Linked DNA regions of Homo sapiens: region 1 is linked to region 2. The links are chromatin loops, found by intact Hi-C in ENCODE. Cell type or tissue: dorsolateral prefrontal cortex. All regions are shown on one strand.

Region 1 (2,500 bases), 71 kb before region 2:
CTTTGGCCACATGCTGGCATATCTGAATTCAAGACCTTCACTGCCCTGTGATTAACACATGCGCTACTCCATCCTCTGTGGGAAACTGAAAGATCCTGTTCATGGTGACAATTGGAGAGCAATCTCCCTTCTTTGGCTATATCTGGGGTCACTCCCAGCACCACGCAGAAAGAGTATTTGTATAAGACACAGCATCGGTGGTCACATCCTCTGAGAAGCCTTCTGAGGGCAGGACCTTCCAGCAGAGCACCCAAGGTCCCTGGTTACAGCATCAGAACACTCCAGACACTTCACTATGGCCCAGTGAGTACCAACTACATGCAGATGCTGGCCACAGCATGGAAAACTCAACACAAGGGAAGACTCAGCTGCAGCCCAAAAGGAGCATTACCACCAAGTCACAGAGACCACGCTGATGGATCTGAAGCACCCAAGATTCACACAAGGCAATGTGACATGAAGGGTGTGGAAAGCCTCACAATAGGAAAACCACCTTTAATGGGAGCCCATATTTTGCCTGGCACTAAAGTACACAAACTATTTTAACATCTGCTGTCTCAGTATACTCTCCCAGGGGCCCTGTGAGAAGGGCAGGTCAGAAGCATTAAATATGAAACCAGGTAAAGCTCCCTACCCTGGGTCGTCTCTGTGATAAGGCCTCACCATGTTCCAACCTCTATTCAGGTCACTTCTGCAAACCTTCCATGAGTACAGCTCATTTCCAGGCCTTGTACCAGGCACTGGGCATGCAGAAAGTCCCTTAGAACACAAACTATATGCAAGGCACTCATGCCTTTAGAGATGCATTCCCTGCATTGGTGGTATAGTGGTGAGCATAGCTGCCTTCCAGAGATGCATTTCCTGGGTCTAACCTGGGGCTCAGTGCAAGAAATAGAAATGAAGGTGCCTGCCTTTAAGGAGTTATCCAGCTACTGTGCCACTTTTCACACCACCTTGTGTGACCTGTTGGCCCATCTATCTTTTCTTCTAGGCTGTGATCTTCTCTAGAAAATGGGATCTCTGTGACTCCAGGGCAAATCTCAGGGCTGGGCACATTGCAACATCATTTCAAAGCCAGGCTTCTGTGATAGTGGACAGTCCCAGAGCTCAGCCCTATATATGCATTCGCTGAGCTCCATCCTCAGGCTTTCAGGCTGCAGGCCTTCCTGACCCAGACTTCTGTGTACCACCTCTACATGCCTCTCTGTAGCTCTAACATGAGGATGGTGCCCGGACAGACACAACCGGCACTCTTTCCTCTCGGCGGGGCGTGCAGCTGGTACCGCCTTCCACTTGACTCCTGACAAAGACATGCAGCCTGCCAGGTGATGCAAGAGAGGGCCAGGCTGCAGCTGAAGGCCTTCTCTCCCGGGGGTTGTAAAAACAGGCTGCCCCTCCTTTTGGACTGAATGAGGTTTCTCGCTGTGAATAATGGCATTGAAGTATTCAAGGGCTGCATTCAGGAGCTGAATCATGGAATCCCAGCCAAAGAATCTGCTGAAGACTGAAGGGACCGGCTGTCCAGCTTCACGCAGGGAGGGCTCCTTGAAGCTAATTACTGCCACCAGGCCCTGGTCTCAGACCTTACACACTGGTCTGCAAAGAGCTACAGCTCAAGGTTGCTGTGTCCCCGCAGCCAAGGCTGAAGCATGACCTAGCCAGTCCCCTACAGCTAACAGAGCGACCCCATACATGTGATCCCCAGAATAGGCCCCAGACAATCCTGAGGAGACCTGGCTAATGCAGTGGTTCTTTACTTCTGAGCCACTCACCCCTCAGAAAATCTGAGAAAAGGCTTGGACTATCTCTCCAGAAAATGCATACATGTGCACACTGTGTTATGGAATGAAAGCTTCTGTTTCCACTAAAATTGATAGGTTGGAACCTAATCCCCAGTGTGATGATGTTTGAAGGTAGGGCCTTTGGGAGGTGATTGGATCATAAGGGTGGAGCCCTCATCAATGGTATATTGGTGCCCTTCTAAGAAGAGGCCAGAGAGCTCTCCCAGTCTCTTTTTGCCATGTGAGGATACAATGAGAAGTTGGCAGTAAACAACCCAGAAGAGGGCCCTCACCAGACCCGGACCACACTGGTACCCTGATCTGGGACTTTCAGCCCCCAGAACTATGAAAAATCAATTTCTGTTGTTTGTAAGCCATCCACTCTATGGTGCTTTGTTACAGCAGCTCAAACTGATCAACACATATACATATGTATATGTATGCATACCATCATATGTATACACATGTCTACATATATACACACATACATATGTTTACATGTATACATATACATACACAGAGTTACTCCCATAATTTTTACACATTCACAGATTCCCTAAAGCCCATCCAGAAGTCTAAGTTAAGAATTCTTTATTAAAGTCACCAAAGACGAAAGCCAATTTTTCCATCTGAAACCGCCTGCCCCCATGGGTTCAGGGCTGAGCCGTGTCTCCTGGGCAGGAGTAAAGGGTGAATTTAGCCCTAGGTCCAAGTGGCAT
Region 2 (2,500 bases):
GGGCAGGGCTGGAGTAGGGGCCCCGACAGCACTGTCCATGCTGGTGTTGATGAGTATAAGTACAGAGCAGAAGAGAAGGCCAGTACAACAGGCAGGCCTCACAGAATCACCAAGGAGCACTGGCTGTGGCCAATGTGACAGATTCATTTTCATCCGGGTACACAAAGACTCTAAACAGAGCCAGGTGCTGGTCATGTGTGATTCCTGCCTTCTGGGGATGCCTGCCAGGATTTTCTGCTTCCCTCGCCCACCTGTAATAGCTGCTGCATTTCCTGCTATTTTTGAGGTAAACACTGATCCAAGCAAGGACAGGGGCACGCTACAGTGAGACCCCAGCTGACCTCCCCTCCTCCTCCCCTGCCCCCTCCCCATGACACCCCCAGCCCTTGGCAGGACTTGGTCACCTGCTGCACTCACAGAGCAGGGCTCCTGAAGGGTGCAGCTTGTTATTAATTCAACAGGGGCTGCCGAGTGGGCACTTTATCCCGCCTGGCTCCTGCTACCCACTCCTGGCTAAGCTCACAGACGAAGAGAAATTCTCCATCCAGGGGCCTAAAAAGAATGCATGTGGCTGCTGCATCTTTAGCAGGATAGAAGCAGCCAGGCAGGGAGAGGTTGTGCTTATTCCTAAAAGGGTGGTCACTCTCCACATGCTGGGAGCCTCTTTTCTTTGAGACCCACAGGTGACCAGCCATTCACATTCAACATCTAATTATTGAAAGTCCACCAGATGTCAGGCATCTGGTATACCAGATAGGGGGCTAAAGAGGACAAAGTCCCTGCCCCCAGGATGTTTACAGTTTACTGGAAGAGAAAGACAACAAATGAGTAATCTAGTATTTCCTAGTATACATGAGGTTCCATGTATACTGTGTATTAGGAAAAACCAAGCAGAGGCAGTGGGAAAGAGTAGAATGGGCTGCTAGGGAAAGCCTCCCTGGAGAGGTGACATATGGGGAAGAGGGCTGAACAAAGTGAAGAGGGCATTCCCGAAAGAGGAAAGAGCAGGCAAAGGCTCTGAAGCAGGAACAAAGCTGATGTGTTTGAGAACAGCACAAGCTGATGGGTCAGAGCAGAATGAGAGGCTTCAGAGAGTGGAGGGAGAAAAGGGCAGGGAGCTGGGCATGGCCAGGAGGCAAAGGGCCTTTGTTCCCAATCATTCACTGCCCCTCCCTATAAGAGGGCTATGCATGCCTGTCCGTTGCCCCGTGGCTTGCAGTGCTATCCAGTGGGGGATTCTGTGTCCCATCCCACAGTGACAATGAGTGACTGTCTCACTTGCTTGGACCACTGGAATAGGAGCAGAAGTGATAAACATGCACCAATTTGAGAAGAAGCTTTAAGAGCCATTATGACTTACAGCTATTGTTCTCTTTTCCTCTGCCACAAGATGGAAACAATAGCTGCTCCCTCAGCCCAGTTCCTGGATTGTAGATATCGTGTGAAGCAGCGCAGACTTTCAGTATGCAGTAGAAATACACATTGAGGGCTAAAAGCCTTTGTGATGTTGCTCCAGCATAACCCAGTGGAAACTAACCAACACAGCCTTTCAGCCCTCATCAAAGGTGATGCAACTTATTCTTCCTACAATTAATAATCATTACAGGGCTTTAGGAAGTAAGCATTTTTAAAAGATTACTCTAGTTGTTGAGTGAAGAACGGACCCACATCAGCTGCACCTCTTTCTCCAACTCCTCACCACAGCCACAGAGCACAGCCACTGCCACACACACCCCACAGAAGTGGTTGTCATGGTCCTGCAGAGAGGAAGATCTAAGATTTCCCTGAACCATCCTATTATCCCCCATGCTATTTTTATATCCCAAAATGAGAGGCATGGGACTCTAAGTCCTGCCAACACTCAACTCAGGAAGGTCGTTCATGTGCTCTTCCATAAAAACCAGGAGGGCCAGCAAAGCCTGGTGCTTTCCAGCTCTTTCCTGAGAAGTTACACTCAATTTGTCCCTTTAATGAGGTTTTTCCACAGCAGCACAGAACCAGTCTCCTGCTGAGTTATTGGTCAGGGAACACAAAGCCAATTCCACCCTGGTCTCCTATTTCTGGCAAGACCATCCTGGGGCTATTTCTCAAAGCAGCTGGTCCTTCTAGATGCTAGCCCTCTGTGTGCACACTTATATCTCATAATGGATGGTGACCTATCAGATGCCTTTGGGTCCTCCAGAGCAGCTGACCAGTGCCAAGTACATAGGAGGAGCTCAATTCATACATTCTGAATGAATGAAGAAATGTAGACTATCTGAATCCATAGGTGAAAATAAAATCCACGGGGTAAAAAGGTTTCTAGCTCTGTTTCTGGCTGGAAAGTGCACGAAAGCTGAGTTTAATCAATAAATAAGAGTTGTAGCTACTAAATTCCTCTCCACCTGGCCCCAGCAAAGGATACATTTACATCTCATTCCCCAAATGTAGGACATCCAAAGACCAGAGGTCCCATGAGACGCCACTTCTTCAAATGCCGACATTTTGAAGAACACACACC

What was found. Hi-C counts contacts between places; a loop is a spot of excess contacts. Peaks named below come from ENCODE experiments on the same cell type or tissue, not always from the same donor. Only the 100,000 strongest peaks of a DNase experiment are listed, where the experiment ranks them.
Region 1: it touches region 2 in a loop (9-fold over the local background); 4 of 110 quality-filtered maps call a loop at or near these places.

The regions. Positions count from the first base shown.
Region 1 is chr11:11,509,752-11,512,251 of GRCh38, forward strand. All of the region lies in intron 1 of GALNT18 (polypeptide N-acetylgalactosaminyltransferase 18), which reads right to left. Among named protein-coding and RNA genes, the nearest start is that of GALNT18-AS1, 59 kb to the right of the region's middle. RefSeq lists an enhancer at 1-85. In dorsolateral prefrontal cortex, no CTCF peak of the experiment used is centred here; a DNase peak (open chromatin) is centred at 1,389; H3K27ac peaks cover 969 bases.
Region 2 is chr11:11,581,181-11,583,680 of GRCh38, forward strand. All of the region lies in intron 1 of GALNT18 (polypeptide N-acetylgalactosaminyltransferase 18), which reads right to left. Among named protein-coding and RNA genes, the nearest start is that of GALNT18-AS1, 12 kb to the left of the region's middle. In dorsolateral prefrontal cortex, a CTCF peak has its summit at 1,378 (motif pointing right); DNase peaks (open chromatin) are centred at 11 and 1,161; H3K4me3 peaks cover 994 bases; H3K27ac peaks cover 2,233 bases.